Linked DNA regions of Mus musculus: all the other regions are linked to region 2. A link is a loop called in an ENCODE intact Hi-C map of the cell type or tissue named here. Cell type or tissue: left cerebral cortex. All regions are shown on one strand. Region 1 overlaps Kcnq3 (potassium voltage-gated channel, subfamily Q, member 3). Region 2 holds the start of Kcnq3 (potassium voltage-gated channel, subfamily Q, member 3). Region 3 overlaps Kcnq3 (potassium voltage-gated channel, subfamily Q, member 3).

Region 1 (5,000 bases), 250 kb after region 2:
CCTCTGTTCACAGGGTGTTCTTAGCTTGTTGTAGTTGCAGTCCTGCAACTCTTAACACAGGATAAAAAGAAGCAATCACTTTGAATCATTTTAAAATTACTCTTTGTACTTTTTCATATGTACTGTTAGATTCTGACATCAGATGAGATTGTTTTGAACTATTTGAACCTCGCAGATAAATAAGCATGTGATACATTTGAGCAGAGAAAATGAGTTCCAGAAGGAAAAGGGAGAACATAGGTCAGATCTCAAAAAAGGCAAAGTAAACACCTATCACATTTAAAATTTCCTGGTGTGTAATAGTTCACCTGTTTCCCTGATGTCGTTGGGATTTAATGAAAGGCAACACATTAGTCTAACCATGTTAAGAAAGAGCACACATCCTGTCAAAGCTCTCTCCACTTTATTGAACACACACACACACACACACACACACACACACACACAAATGGCATTGTGGGAGACAGACTAGGCTGAGAGCAGAAGGCCAGGGTGTCACCATCACTCTGCCGCCAGTGTCATGTTGTGCTCACATGCTTACTTGGGCCTCTAAAGGGACAAAAGCAGGCTTCTTGGGGTTCCTCGAATGTTGTGGTTGCTAGAACTTGTGTGGGGAATATATTATGAACAGAGTCAGGAGAAGGAAACACTAGGGAAATAAGAGTATTGTTTATGTACTCATGTCTGTGTCTCTAGGGGATGGCACATTCTTAGTCCTGTTTCTTATCTAACAAACATTACCAGTCGATAATAGCATTTCCTTCAGATAAGTTGGCAGCAGTTGGAATCCTGCATTCCAGGCAATCTCGACCAGTCCATACTAGAGTTTAAAAAATAATCAGATATTATTTTGAGGCCTTGACCAGTTGGGAATATATATATATATATAAAATTTATATCTATATTATATGTATATGTACATACATAGATATTTCATATATCCAGATTTTTAGACCAGTGTAATTTAGTTATTTGATTTTGTTATTGTTGAATCATTTGAGTTCTTTACATATGTAGACTTTATTAGCAACTCTTTGTCAGGTTTATTTCATGTGCTCAAGAGCCAGGAACCATGGCAGTGCCTTGAGGCAAGTCAGGTGTGAAGGAGCCAGGCACACCCGCTCTATTTGTTCATTCTGCCTACACCTGCCTAGGATGAGAGAACTTTCATCGCTTTCAATGAAGGAACTCTAATGATAATCAAGTGGATCCAGCTGCTGCCTGCCTCCCTAGCCTTGAGGGACATTTAGTGGAAAGTTGCCCCAGAGTTACTGAAAGTCCCAGCAGGGTCCCTAATTGAAGACTTCTCAAATATGGGAGTCCAGAGGAACAGAAAGGGAACTATCCTCCCAGTTAAATGGGGTGGCCTGGTACCTTCACCTACTTGGTGGATTCCCTGCAAATTCTCCATCAAGGTCTCTTACTGGCTCTCAGCCAAGTAGAATCTCTTGTTCCCTTGGTGTTGCTGTCACCTGGTCTTGGAAGCTCTGGTCTTACGTATATAAGTATGTATATAAAGTAGTGACGCTTCCCATGGCTCCACTGATGTTCTCAGGAGAAAAGAAAGAAAAGACCAAATAGAAATGGCAGCATATGTGTGTGCATTTTCCACCTCCTTATCTCAGTGTCATGGCAGGTCCTCCTTTACCTTCTTGATGGAAGAGCTGCCTGTGTCTCCCTGGGTGCTGCCTGGTGGAGGTCTGGTACTGAGCGGACCTGGGCAGGACGCACTGAACCTGGGACTGATTGCCTAAGCCACACAGTTCCGAATAGTGTGCAGTTCAAAGTGCCCTTATGCGTTTCTCCCCTGACTTCTTTAGCTCCTGCTTGGCTGAAAGATGGTAGCAGATAAGGAAAGAGTTCTTCAGGAGAAGCATGGAGGTGACTGTGTCTGGGGGAAGGGCATGAGGACGGCATTGACACCGACCAGCATTGCTCTCAAACACAGCCTGGAAATGTGGACAGAAGGGCCCTGCTGGATCCCCTCAGGGATCTCTTCCCAAACCTCCTATTCTAGGCCTGAAGACCACAGAGGGAGGGAGAGGATGTGAGTGCACAGAGCCTAGGAAGGTAGGGATGGGGTAGAAGAAGAGACACAGGGATGAGCCAGGTAGTGAGGGGTAAGGGAAAGAAGCAGAAAGGACTGTAGAGAGGGAGCTCAGAGTTGCAAATGGTACAGGGGAGGAGAAAAAAAATGTTAAAGTCAGGCATCTACAGAGCACCAGACAAAGGAACCTGAAGGGCAGGTGCTGTGCGGGCCAGACACATCCGGCTTCTGTCAGCAAGGCTGACAGAGGCTGACTGCTGAACTCGAGCTATTTTAAGGACAGTTTGAACTTTGCAAGAAGCTGAAAAATGTCTTCTCTTCTTGAGGTTAGAAGGCCTTCCTAGATGATTTGAGTTTCATAAATTACCGATCTTTCTCCAGTCTTAGAAAGTAGATCCCAATGACTCCTGTGCATAGCTACTTGTGTGGTTGTTGGCTGCCCCCTGCTGGTTAAGTCTGGGTGCTGCATGCTGCAGGCTGATCAGAACTAGCTTGAAACTGCATGGTGGGATAAAGGTGATTTCTCCACCTCCTCTCCCACAGTGTTAGACTAGGTCCATAGGATATCAACCTTTCTTGTAAAGTTTAATCTTGGGTTTTGATTGACACTATGTAGAGTTTCACTTGGACTTCAAATTCAGCACATTCTCTCGAAGCTTCTCATATTCTTGGGCCTGAGGCCACCACACACCCGACATTTGTTTTGTCATATCCTAGCAACAAGAGCCTCAATGTGCTCCTCTTGCTCTTCCTGTCACTCTGTTCAGTCCTTCTGAGACCACCAGGAGGATTATCTTTCAGGAAACCCTTATTATCTCCTCATCCCTTCTCTTTCGCCAGCCATGACAGCAATCACTGACCACAGCCCTCGCTGAGCTGAGTACAGATATAGATACAGATATCTCCATTGTCCTTTCTGATGTGTGCTAGGGTGCTCGGTAAATGTCCAATAGTCGGTAGAAGCAAACTATTCATACTGTGTGTTTCTATATTTGTTGCCTGCCTGTAATAAAGCTTAATTTACAGACTAAGCACGGTACAAGATTAATAGGAATAACTAACCTGAGTAGAACATGGACAGTAACAAATCATAATAAAGTAATTTAATACCCATCAATGGCTTGTTTATGGAGTTTGCATTTAATATTCTCAGAGTATGCTAGCAATGAATGACTAAAATCATGGAAAGCAAACAACAGACACATGGGAGCTGTTATATGAATGCACATTGTGCATACACATGTATGTACACTATGTGTCTCTATCGTATATGCCTGTGTGTGCATGTGTTCACGTGTGGTACTAGGAATTAAAGCCAGAGGTACTAGGAATTAAAGCCAGAACTTGACACATGCTAAGCAAGTGTTCAATCAATACACTGTATGTTTATGTGCTGTGTGTGTGCCATATGTGTGTATGTGTATGTATGTATCATATGTGTGTGTCATATATGAATGTGTTGCCAGGCATTGAAACCAGAAACTGACATTGGTGATCTACCAGTCATATAACTTGTATACATACTATCCAGTGTACTCATGTCTGTGTAACAAAGTGTGTGTGTGTGTGTGTGTGTGTGTGTGTGTGTGTGTTCTGTGTCTTTAATTCCAGCAATAGGGAATTATGGAAGTCACTTTGATATTTTCCTAAAGCAATTCTTGGTTACTTAAAGCTCTGAGCCCTGGGTTAGTCACTGGATATAAACAAACCTGGTACAGCCTCTGCTCTCCAGGAGTGGAGTATGACTGACCAAGCAACACAGACCACGTGGTCATCCAACTCTGAAAGTTAGATGCACTTGGCCGATTCCCATCATGTACTGAGTTTCCTACCATTCTATGCAACAAATTGCCACTGTCTTGGTGGACTTTAATGATACCATTTCTTTATGCAACTCACAGTTTCTGAGCATCAGTGGTCTAATTCGGTCCTATGATGAGGCCTTGTTGAGGCCAGGAAGAGATTCTCTCCCTCCAGTCTGTCGAGATGTAACTCGATGTAGTGTGGCACAGTCACAGGCTTTTGACATATAATGAAGAGAGCAAAGAAGGAGTGAGTCTTGGTGTCTGCTTAGACTTGGTGGAAGCAATCATATAAGAGCATGACTCACAGGGAACAACCATGTACATCTTGTGGAGCCATCCCCATGTTTACATGCATATCAGATGAGATATTGGGAAGAGTCTGAAAGGCTCCTACTTCTGCTATAGGATTTGGGCTCTGGGATGCGTGGTGTTTTTTTGTATACCAACTCAGCCTTGGCATCCACTTCCATGTTCAATGCCAACTGAAGGCACATCTCATAGAGCTGAGGTTAGTGCTGTATGTTGTAGAACCAAGCACTTAACATTTTACACAATACTGGTCTTTAAAATGCTACAGCAGGGGAATGGCCATATTGACCTTGAGAGTCACTCTAAGGATGATGAACTGGCATGTGTGAAGTGGTAGGTGACAGACAGGTGATGACCAAGTGTAGTAGGGAGAGGTGCTGATGTTGACATCATCAACACCGTCATCACTCTCACCTGAGAAGAGGAATCGGGGCTCAGAGTAGGTAGGTTTCACTTAAAAGTTAAAGCTATTCATTTCAAATAAAAAGCCTAACAGACTGAAGAGGTTGGTGATTGTGGTTAAATTCCTAGACAAGGCTGGAAGTCAGAAAATGTGTTCTAAGACAAAAAAAAAAAAAATTAAAATGTCTAACTGATCGAGCAACAGCATGAGCCTCTCTTTTTTCCAATTTTTATTAGATATTTTCTTCATTTACATTTCAAATGTTATCCCAAAAGTCCCCTATACCCTCCCCCAGCCCTGCTCCCCAGCCCACCCACTCCCACTTCTTGGACCTGGCGTTCCCTGCTCCTTTCTTAACCACTCTCAGTGCTGTTCATCATTTTTTCCACCTTCAGGGTTGCTGTGGCTGATGGATGAAGTAACGTATAAAGCATGT
Region 2 (5,000 bases):
TGCCTGCAGCAGGATTTAGGAGCCAGGAAGAAATTAGGATACTGATTCTGATGTTCACATGCGCTTCTCAGCTGTCTTCCCACCTACTTGTACAAGGGGCTACCCCAAAACTACCAGAAGCAGTAGCCCCCAGGAGCCCGGAATAGAAGAAGCATTGCAATCACCGAGCCAGTGGGTGAGGTGTGAGCATGTCTAACCGAGCAACTTGGATTTTTACCTGCAAAGGCAAGCAGAGGAGGTGGAGGGTGGAGACTGAACATAAAGCTGCAGCCTCAGCCTCTATCTACTCCCTTTTAATTTCTCCTCTCGCTCAGGGGAAACCCCAACGCCCACGGGGTCTGGGGAGCTCCCGCTTCACGGCCTCAGGATTCATGACCCAGCAGAAGCAGTAGTAGAGGCCTCACAGCCCTGGTGATGCTGGACCTCAAGGCTGTCTTGGGTAGGGGGGCGGCGGGGAGAGGCGGGGCCCCGCCTGGGCCTCCCGCAACCAAGGGGCGGGACGATGGAGCCCCACCCCTGCGAAGGAGGGAGGGAAGCAGAGAACGCTGCGGGTGGTGAGCGCTCCGCCCGGGCGCGCCTGCTTCTGCTGCTGCTACTGCCGCTGCAGCGGGGCTAGGGCTAGAGCAGCGGGCTGGGCGCGGGCGGGAGAGGGGAGGAGGGAGGAGGCGGCGGCGCGTGTGCCAGGCGGGCGGGCGGGAGGACGGCTGGCACAGGGCTTGTAAATAAACTGCGATGCTGTCTCGGGCTCGCCGGCCCGGGTGCCGCCGTCGCCGCCGCCTCCCTGGAGCTTCGGTGCCAGGCTCCCGCCGTCGCGCGCCCTAGCGCCACCGCGCCAGCCTCGCGCGCCCTCAACGGGCTCCCCGTGGACCCCGGCTTCCTGCGCCCCTCCGGGTCCCACAGAGGACCCGCTCGGGATGTGACCCCTTGACTCCCCACCCGACCTCCTCTGGCCCCCGGGAGGCCCGCCTTTGCCTGCTTTTGGGGGGGTGGGCGGGGAGGGGCGCGCGGATCATGGCATTGGAGTTCCCGGGCTTGCAGCCGCCGCCGCCGCCTCGTCCACGTACCCCAAGTGCTCCTACTTCCCGGAGCAGCAGCGGAGAAGGCGAAGCGCCCGGTGGGGGCGAGGCAGATGGGTCTCAAGGCTCGCAGGGCGGCGGGGGCGGCTGGCGGGGGCGGCGGCGAAGGGGGCGGCGGCGGCGGCGGGGCCGCTAACCCTGCTGGAGGGGACTCGGCGGTGGCCGGCGACGAGGAGCGGAAAGTGGGGCTGGCGCCAGGAGACGTGGAGCAAGTCACCTTGGCGCTAGGGGCCGGAGCCGACAAAGACGGGACCCTGCTGCTGGAGGGCGGTGGCCGCGAAGAGGGGCAGAGGAGGACCCCGCAGGGCATCGGGCTCCTGGCAAAGACCCCCCTGAGCCGCCCAGTCAAGAGGAACAACGCCAAGTACAGGCGCATCCAAACTTTGATCTATGACGCCCTGGAGAGACCGCGGGGCTGGGCGCTGCTCTACCACGCGCTTGTGTGAGTACCTGGCCACTCGGGGCGCCCCTTGGCGGCCGTGCACCTTAGGGTTCGGGCCAGGGCTGGCATAGTGTTGTGTCTTTGGCCACTCAGAAGTGCTCTCTGGCTTGGGTTGGGGATGGAGGGACACCAGTTTGGCCTTAGCCAATGGTTCTCTGCGGTGTGACGGAGTGTTTCTGGTGCCTGGGACAGCAGGCTTTCAAGCTGAGTTGGAGATTTGAACTGGCGAGTGCGCAAAAGTGCGCATTTATTGTATGTTCTGGGATATTGTCATGGAAGCTTAAAAGAAATAGATGATATTTCTAATGAAGCAGTTGAGTGGGACAAAAACGGTCCTTTCAGAAGCACCGGTTCTTCTTGGGGTGGATAGCTTGCAATCACCACTCAATTTAGATGATATATCCCAGAGTTGAGGATAGTAGCGGTGCACACTGCCCATAGGCATAGTGCCTGTGTACGTGCGTGTTCCATGTGTGTGCTTCCCTTCCTTGGAATGGATGCTGAAGTAAAAGAATAATGGGTTTGGCTTTAATTGGGGGCTTAGACAGACCAAAATGCAGGTCTTTGTGTTCTTTTAGTAAAATGAATAGGAGAATAGAAAAGGGGCGGGATTTCCAAGCTTAGTCCAAAGGGTTTAGCTGAGCCATAGGTAAGGTGAAGCTATTTGATGCTGGAACATCCGTATGATTTATGTGCAACATCCCATAGTTTAGGTTCTACCATCTCTGTAGGTACAACTGTTGCCCATCTGTGGTTTGGCTGACCAGGGCATTGGACACCCAAGAGTCCGGTGGGAAGTTTGTCCCCTGGGACTCCTCTAGAAATAATCTCCATGCTAGCCCAGAAAGTAAATGCTAGGGCGGAAGAAAAATGGAACTCAGATGTACCGACTCCTGGGATGCAAAATACACACCCGTATTTAAGAAGGAAGAGAGGGTACTTACTATCAGAGGGATTCCTCACCCAGGACTGGAATCCTGAGTGCCACAACACCTTGGATGTGTGTGACAAGGCACTTCTTGATACCAGCTGCTTCCTGGCTTTGGCTTAGGAAGCTGTATGGCTGTCATGGTTTGGGTAGGAAGTAGACTATTACCTTGACCCTTCCAATTTAAGGCAATTGGTTTCCCTCCGGTTGACCCTTAACTGACAAAGAGGGAAGAAGTCAGGGAATGTCTTCTGTTTTTTAAGTACTTGCCTGCCTTTTGAGGTTGGAAGAGCTTTTCCTGGTTTGGCCACCAGGTGGGGCGTCCACACAGGACCGCAGTTTTGTGCAACAGGTTTCTTCCAGGTTACAAAAGCCTTTCGAGAATGCATCCCTGAAAACTCAGGAAGCAGCAAGAATAAGGATGACGTACCTTGCCAGGGACTTGGATTTTGGTTGGTCAAGCCTTTGATTCCTCTGTATTTTCAGAAAGCATCTGACCCAAAGCTTAACATGTGTTGTTCTTTCATAGTGAAATGAGGTTTAGCTGGCATTCATTCTTTGGTCTCTAGAACCATGTTCAAATTGAAATGAAATAAATGCTAGGGTATATGTAGTTTTAAAAGGTTGAACAAATTATCTGAGAGCAGGTCCTATGTCCCTTTGCATAAAGTTGTGTTCAGTGTGTGTTCAATGCCTTTGGAGCCTGGTGTTTAATTGAAGCTTGAGATTCCCTCTTTCTTCTCCTCCCACCTTTTCTAGCTGGAATCTGAAGCCTTGCCTTGCCCAGTCTGCAGAGAGAATAGATAAAGACTATTATAGAATCAGCTACAATGTTATTTTACTGTATGCTTGTTCATATCTCAGAAACCAGCTTGTAAGTGCCAAACCTATAGCCAGAATTTCCCAGAGAAGACCTCAAAACTTAAGACCATTAGAATTGTCAGATAAATACACATTGTGCTTGTTTCTCACGTGACCACAATGAGGTAATGCCTGTAACTTATGCTTCATGGATGAAAATTTGACCGCTGCAGGAGATAAAGACAGTTGTCCAGCATCGCAGGGATAATGATTTTAAACATATCTGGCTTTCTGGCTGTACTCAGATTCCATTTCTGATCCTTGGGGCATTTTGCTGAGCATTGCTGGGTGCCCATTGCCCATTGATAATGCAAGGCTCTTGATAATCATTTTTTCTAGCTCAAGTAGGAAATCAAACCAGGATCCGATCAGAACCTAGGAGCCACTGTTAGGAAAATGGGAAGTGGGCTGGGGCTAGGTTTTGTGGCTTCTGATTAAAGATATGCTTTATAGGAAAGCTCTTCTTGGGCTGGGTTTGGGTTCCTAATACTCAGATAAGCTTACCAAGTGGCTTCATTTTACATCCTTCCTCAAGCTCAGGAGGAGCCCAGACAAGGGAACACAGCTTCATTGACAATTCTGGATTTTGCAGAATTTTTAAAATTCAGACTGTGAAGTGCCCATTATCCTGTGCTGGGCTGTGGCTAATGGCAGGAGGGGACCAAGAAATTCGGTTGACCATGAGCTCATAGTTCAGTACTCTCTCTTTCTTTTGTAAATTAACCAGGCCTGTCAAGTGAGGTTTCTTTCTCCCCTTTCTGTCCTAAATATAAACGTGAAAATCAATCATTTCTCCCATCTTGCTTCCTATGCCTCAAAGGCCCATCCCCTGCTCCTAGCTATTCACCTTCACTAGGTACCTTTTCTCAGCCTTCAATCTGGTTAGGCTCAAGTTGCCCCCTATGCCTTCTCCAGGCATAGAATTATGTGTGCTGCTTTGAGCTGATGAGCTTGCTTCTCTGCCCCATGAACCCAAAAGCTTCTTGAGAGTGAAAGTGGGATGTATTTCTCTCTCTCTCTCTCTCTCTCTCTCTCTCTCTCTCTCTCTCTCTCTCTCTCTCTCTCTCTCTCTTTTCTGTTTTCTTTTTATTCTCAAGCCCTGGGAGACCATAGAACCCATGATAGGTACTTAGTAAGCATTTGCTGTGTGGATACATAGCAGAATTCTCTCAGGATTCTAGTTAATCAAGACTTTGCTATAACAGCTTTACTGTTACAACAGCGACAGCAGTAAGCAGCTGGAGTCAGCACCACGGGGTTTTAAGAGGAGAATCATCCTTGGAAGTGTTGGGCTTTGGGGGGGGGGTGGTGGATGGACGAGGTGGAGCTCTTGATTGGCTTCAAGAAAAGATCACTGCAGCCCTGTCTTTGGCTAAGGCAAACTTTGATATTACAGGAAACATGGTGGGTTCTGAGTTTGTATATATGGTTCTGCAGGCACTAAGTAGGAACGACCCGGAAGCTGAGGATGGTGGGCCTGCCGCATTGAAGAATGGTCTTCATGCTTAAATTGGCAATCATGACACAATAAGTGTACATGAGGTACTCAGCAGTCAGTTGATATTGAATCAGGATCTACTTAGAAGTCACACATACCTGATACTATCATTGTCCTGAGCCTGTTGGGAGAGTGATGCTGTCTTCATCTTGGCATTGGTGCTAGCTTGGCACTGGGAAGGCATCCTGTTGCCCT
Region 3 (5,000 bases), 190 kb after region 2:
GACCATGGGTCTCCTCACTGAGAAAGAAACAAAGAGAAACTTACCTGATGCAGAGACACAAGTACTGATTGCCTAGGAAAGTCTGAGGGCACTGGGAATGACTAGTGCACCTCTGAATAGGACTGTTTTACCTATCTCTTCTGGTTTTATAGGCAGTGATAATAGCCCTGCAGCCCACACTGGGGTATGTAAAAATCCAGGTAGAATGATTCCTCTTAAGACAAGATGCCATATGAAGACTGAAGTGTGGACACTATGCCCCTCCTTAGATTTGGGAACAAAACACCCATGGAAGGAGTTACAGAGACGGAGTTTGGAGCTGAGATGAAAGGATGGACCATGTAGAGACTGCCATAGCCAGGGATCCACCCCATAATCAGCATCCAAACGCTGACACCATTGCATACACTAGCAAGATTTTATTGAAAGGACGCAGATGTAGCTGTCTCTTGTGAGACTATGCCGGGGCCCAGCAAACACAGAAGTGGATGCTCACAGTCAGCTAATGGATGGATCATAGGGCTCCCAATGGAGGAGCTAGAGAAAGTAGCCAAGGAGCTAAAGGGATCTGCAACCCTATAGGTGGAACAACATTATGAGCTAACCAGTACCCCGGAGCTCTTGACTCTAGCTGCATATATATCAAAAGATGGCCTAGTCGGCCATCACTGGAAAGAGAGGCCCATTGGACTTGCAAACTTTATATGCCCCAGTACAGGGGAATACCAGGGCCAAAAAGGGGGAGTGGGTGGGCAGGGGAGTGGGGGTGGGTGGATATGGGGGACTTTTGGTATAGCATTGGAAATGTAAATGAGTTAAATACCTAATAAAAAATGGAAAAAAAAAAAAAAAAAGACAAGATGCCATAAGAGGCTTGTCCATTTGGTTATGCTTGAATGACAACACTGACACAGTGGTCTGACCATCTCCCCTTAGCTGAAGTTCTAGGCTTAGTTATTTCATATGAACCCTGGTTAGAGGAACAATTAGCTGTAACCTCATAACGTTGACAGTTAGTGCCAAACCGGAAAGGAAAACCAGGATGGAAGCCAAGTAGATCCAGGGGAGCCTGTAATGAGCAACATGCTTTTCAGGTGGTTCCACCTGGCTCCCTTTCCTCTCAAAGATGAGACACAAAACTCATCATTTAGAAGGAAAAAGAAAACCAAACAGAGAAATTGTTTAGGAAGAGTAACTCAGCCCAGGGCTTCCTCTACTCATTTTCAAAGGATGCTCTGCAGGAAGGTGTACCACCCTCCATAGCATCTTGCAAGGCACAGTCCTTACAGTGAGTGGATGTTTAATAGTTCTTTCTGTTCTAGACCTTATATTTGGTGTATGTTCCCAGCTTCCATATCATTCAATAAAGTAGAGTTTTAAAGGGCAATGTGTATGCTTTGACTCAACCTATTTGGTACCAGGAAATAGAGTAGAATATCTATGAGAGCTGATAAACTTTACAACAGCCTCCTTCAGTGAAGTTTCCTTCTGCCTAAACTTAGGTAGGTAGTAGGTAGAGATGAATATGAGCATCTGAGGGTGACAGCTTCATCTCAACAGTCCGATGATAGGATGCTAGGATGATAGGATGCTAGGATGATAGGATGCTAGGATGATAGGATGATAGGATGATAGGATGCCCTGTGGGAAGGGGCTGAAGCCTTGCAAGTAAGACCAGTATCTCTGCCTGAGTACTGCCCATCTTTTCAGAGATGCAGAAGATGTCTGTTGGTGTGTCATAAGCCTTCTCTGAGGGTGTTTTACAATCTATTCGTGTTCAGATACAACTAGGCCACTGGCCAGCTCCCCCACAGGTTGTACTCTATGTTTTAAGCTAAGTATCACTCTAATTAGCTTGTCTCAGAAACTTAAGACTTTCTGAAATAGTTTAAATGCACCATAACCACAGACTATAAAGAAATTAACTATAAACTATTTAAGTTGCCCTAAACACAAATCCCACTTATAGAAGGTATTTTATGGGGGTAAGGTTTTCTTTTCCTTTTCATGCAAGAATTGCTGACATCCCAAACAGGTTGAAGACAGGGACTCAAAATGATGCTGTCAAGAAACGTGTGTCTCTTTGTCTCTTGACTCCACATGTCTCCATGGATGCTCTGTCAGACTCTCCCTTCCTAGAGGCAGGAAGGTAGCTTGCCAACTCAGGCCTGGCTATGACTACCTTCTGAGGTTGAGGAGAGAAATCTAGTTTCAAGGAAATAAGGTCCGTGAACTGCTTCTAATGGTACTGTCTTGGCTGTCTTTCCCTAGCTAATCACTATGCCATGGAGCAGTGGTCATCCACTGATTGGCTGGGTCAGAGGTGTGGCTGAAAGAGGCAGGGTCCGGGTGAGCTACATGGTGAGTCTCTGGGTGTGAAGAGACTGGTAGAAGGCAGTGAGTGCTTCTGTTAGAAGATAGGGATAGATAAGCCAGACGTGGTGGCTCACACCCATTATTGCAACACTCAAGAGCCTGAGGCGGGGGTATTTCTACAAGTCTCATGACACCACCGTATTTGGACTTCACAGTAAAAACCTGTCCAAAAAGGAAGAGAAAGCGGGGAAGGGATAGAGGGAAGGAAACAGGGAGGGAGGAAGGAGGATCTGAACTGTTTCTACTACCACAGTCAGCTAAAGAGGGTCTTGAGCTCCCCCTACAGGTCAATCTAAGGAATCACCATCTTCATGAGAGAAGTGATAGCAAAAGGCAAGCTATATTAACAGAATGCGATATTTATTTGTATATTTATTTATGTACTTAATTGGAAGGATTCCAGACATCCGTGTTCCATATGGAGACTCGTTGACTGGAAAAAGTCTCATTTTCTATGAACCACCAACGCATTATCTAGAATTAGAAAATAGCTAATGACTGTTATAATCTTTTAAACTCCTATTCCTAATACAGTTTTATAACTCATAGTATGTCAGAGCAATAGTGGAGGACTCTAACATTACATGTAGATTGTAGTTTTGGCATGTACGTGTCATGGAGTCCTAATGTTCTATTGATGTGGAGCCCAGAAACTTGGTTAAAATGTCAGATCTGACTTTGTCTGTGTGGGCATTAATGAAAGTGTTTAATGTTTCTCTTTACACCCCAATATACCTGGGACTATAGTAACACATACTTCTAGCATTAGGTTAGTAGTAAATGAGCCAGTATTGTAGACTTCCTCTGCTATCCATAAAAGGATAGTGTCAAGGCTCCTAGAAAGTAGCCAGAAATATGTGAAATCTAGAATTCTGTATGGAGTGTGTTTCTCTGGGTTCCTCTTAGTGCCAGAGTTAATCTATCCTTCTGTGGTCTGTTCCATTATATTTTCTTATATCGCCACCTTTTTGCTTTGAAGCCATGGTGTATTGAAAGAGGAGCTTTTGAACACAAGCACGGATGTACCAGCACACTGGATTTGATAACCAAGGTGGCAGGGTGGTAAAAGGATGGGTACCTTAGATGCAATGGATGTGCTAGTTTAGGGAAGGTTCACATCCCTGGCAGAGCAAAGAGGAATGACACAAGACTTCCTGGGACTTAGTATGATGTTCACTTTAGACTTATGGGCTCAACTGTCCAGAGTAACTTTCAGAAGTTTCCATTTAATATTTTCAGACTGAGGAACAACCCTTTCTGGAGAATTCTCCAGAGCACTAAGAGATTTCTGGAGGAAGCGATGCTTAGCCTGCAAGCCAAGGTGTCAGTAGCCACAGTTAAAAACAACAAACAAAAACAAACAAACAAACAAACAAAAAACAGAGGGAAAGCCAATGCTAATGGAAGGAGTGGGGCAGGCAGAAAGAGGGCAGCCCAAGCAAACAACAATGATAAAAACAAAAACAAAAACAAAACAAAACAAAACAACCCCACACTTCCCCTTTTACCAAATAATGACTTAAAGGGATGTTTCTGTTCCAGAATGGCTCATAAAAGAAACCCTGAAGCTGTGCTGTGGAGACAGCACGTGTCTCTGCAAACCTATTTCCGTTTTGCTACAGTCGCTTTGTAAATCTGCAGTGGTTGGCATTTTCTCTCCACATGACTCTTCTCTCAAGGGCCTGGGCAGAAGCCGTTTATTGGAAATCTCTCATCTTGTTATTTTGAGGCACTTATTTATTTATTTCCTGGGTTGATTTAAGTCCCCTTTGCCTAGCCCACAGGGTTCTGGCCATTTGCACAAGAATTAGAGAGCAAGGTAGCTAGTTTATTTGCTGGAAGCAGTTTCTTTGCATTAGCCTCAGGGCCCTGGCCATACTGGATGTAGCAATGTGCCCAAGTTTCCTACTAGGGATTTGAGAAGGAAAAATTAACAATTCCTAAGAATTCCATTTATGTATGTGAATTCCAGAAGGATCCCTTGATTATATTTTGTTTGTTTGTTTGTTCATTTGATCATAACCCTTTAAGCTTATTATGTATGGGAGGAATTTTCCTAGGTTGAAAGACTATGGGATACTTGCAGGCTTATATTTTTCAAAACTTACTTTAATAATGGTTCTTAAATGTGTCAACCAACCAAAGGTAGAGGAGGAAAATGACTGATAGGACAGGGAGGGCATGGGCCTGTAGAAGTAGTCATCAGTCTCCTTCCTTGGGGTGGTTCCAGTCTTCATTGTCAGCAGTCCAGTCCACTAGCAAAACACCAAACATGAATCAACAGCAGTGCCTTGATCCAGAAGAAACTGAGGCTCCACAGGTCGGCAAGTTTCCCCAAAGCAGCAGGAGGAAACTGGCAAGAAGTAACCAGAACACCACCAGAAGTTCTTTGGTATGCTAGATCGGAGAAGAAAGCAAGGTGAACCAACACCAGCGAGTCATCCATTGTCTGTTGGGTTACACTTATACTCTTCCCAAACAGCACATGTCCTCTCAAGCATTCACTCCAGCAAAACATCGCATGCCCTTCCACCAGACAGCTTACAGAAATATGCCATGTGTCTGTTCTCAGAAAAAACACCCCTCATGTGTCTGCTAGAGCAAAACATCCTCCCACATGCCTG

The links. Peaks named below come from ENCODE experiments on the same cell type or tissue, not always from the same donor. Only the 100,000 strongest peaks of a DNase experiment are listed, where the experiment ranks them.
Region 1: it touches region 2 in a loop (5-fold over the local background); 21 of 42 quality-filtered maps call a loop at or near these places.
Region 3: it touches region 2 in a loop (9-fold over the local background); 17 of 42 quality-filtered maps call a loop at or near these places.

What each region holds. Positions count from the first base shown.
Region 1 is chr15:66,031,578-66,036,577 of GRCm38, reverse strand. The region is part of intron 1 of Kcnq3 (potassium voltage-gated channel, subfamily Q, member 3); the gene reads left to right. Among named protein-coding and RNA genes, the nearest start is that of Hhla1, 57 kb to the right of the region's middle. In left cerebral cortex, a CTCF peak has its summit at 2,490 (motif pointing left); a DNase peak (open chromatin) is centred at 2,488.
Region 2 is chr15:66,282,354-66,287,353 of GRCm38, reverse strand. Kcnq3 (potassium voltage-gated channel, subfamily Q, member 3) reads left to right here and starts at 725. Exons shown (of 15, transcript NM_152923.3): 1 at 725-1,518. The coding sequence starts at 1,130. It overlaps Gm27242 (a long non-coding RNA gene), which reads right to left. Exons shown (of 5, transcript XR_875391.3): 1 at 4,904-5,000. In left cerebral cortex, CTCF peaks have their summits at 488, 1,532 and 2,755; DNase peaks (open chromatin) are centred at 1,923, 2,760, 3,249, 3,425 and 4 more places; H3K4me3 peaks cover 4,297 bases; H3K27ac peaks cover 4,175 bases.
Region 3 is chr15:66,091,277-66,096,276 of GRCm38, reverse strand. All of the region lies in intron 1 of Kcnq3 (potassium voltage-gated channel, subfamily Q, member 3), which reads left to right. Among named protein-coding and RNA genes, the nearest start is that of Hhla1, 120 kb to the right of the region's middle. In left cerebral cortex, a CTCF peak has its summit at 2,675 (motif pointing left); DNase peaks (open chromatin) are centred at 2,603 and 4,057; H3K27ac peaks cover 179 bases.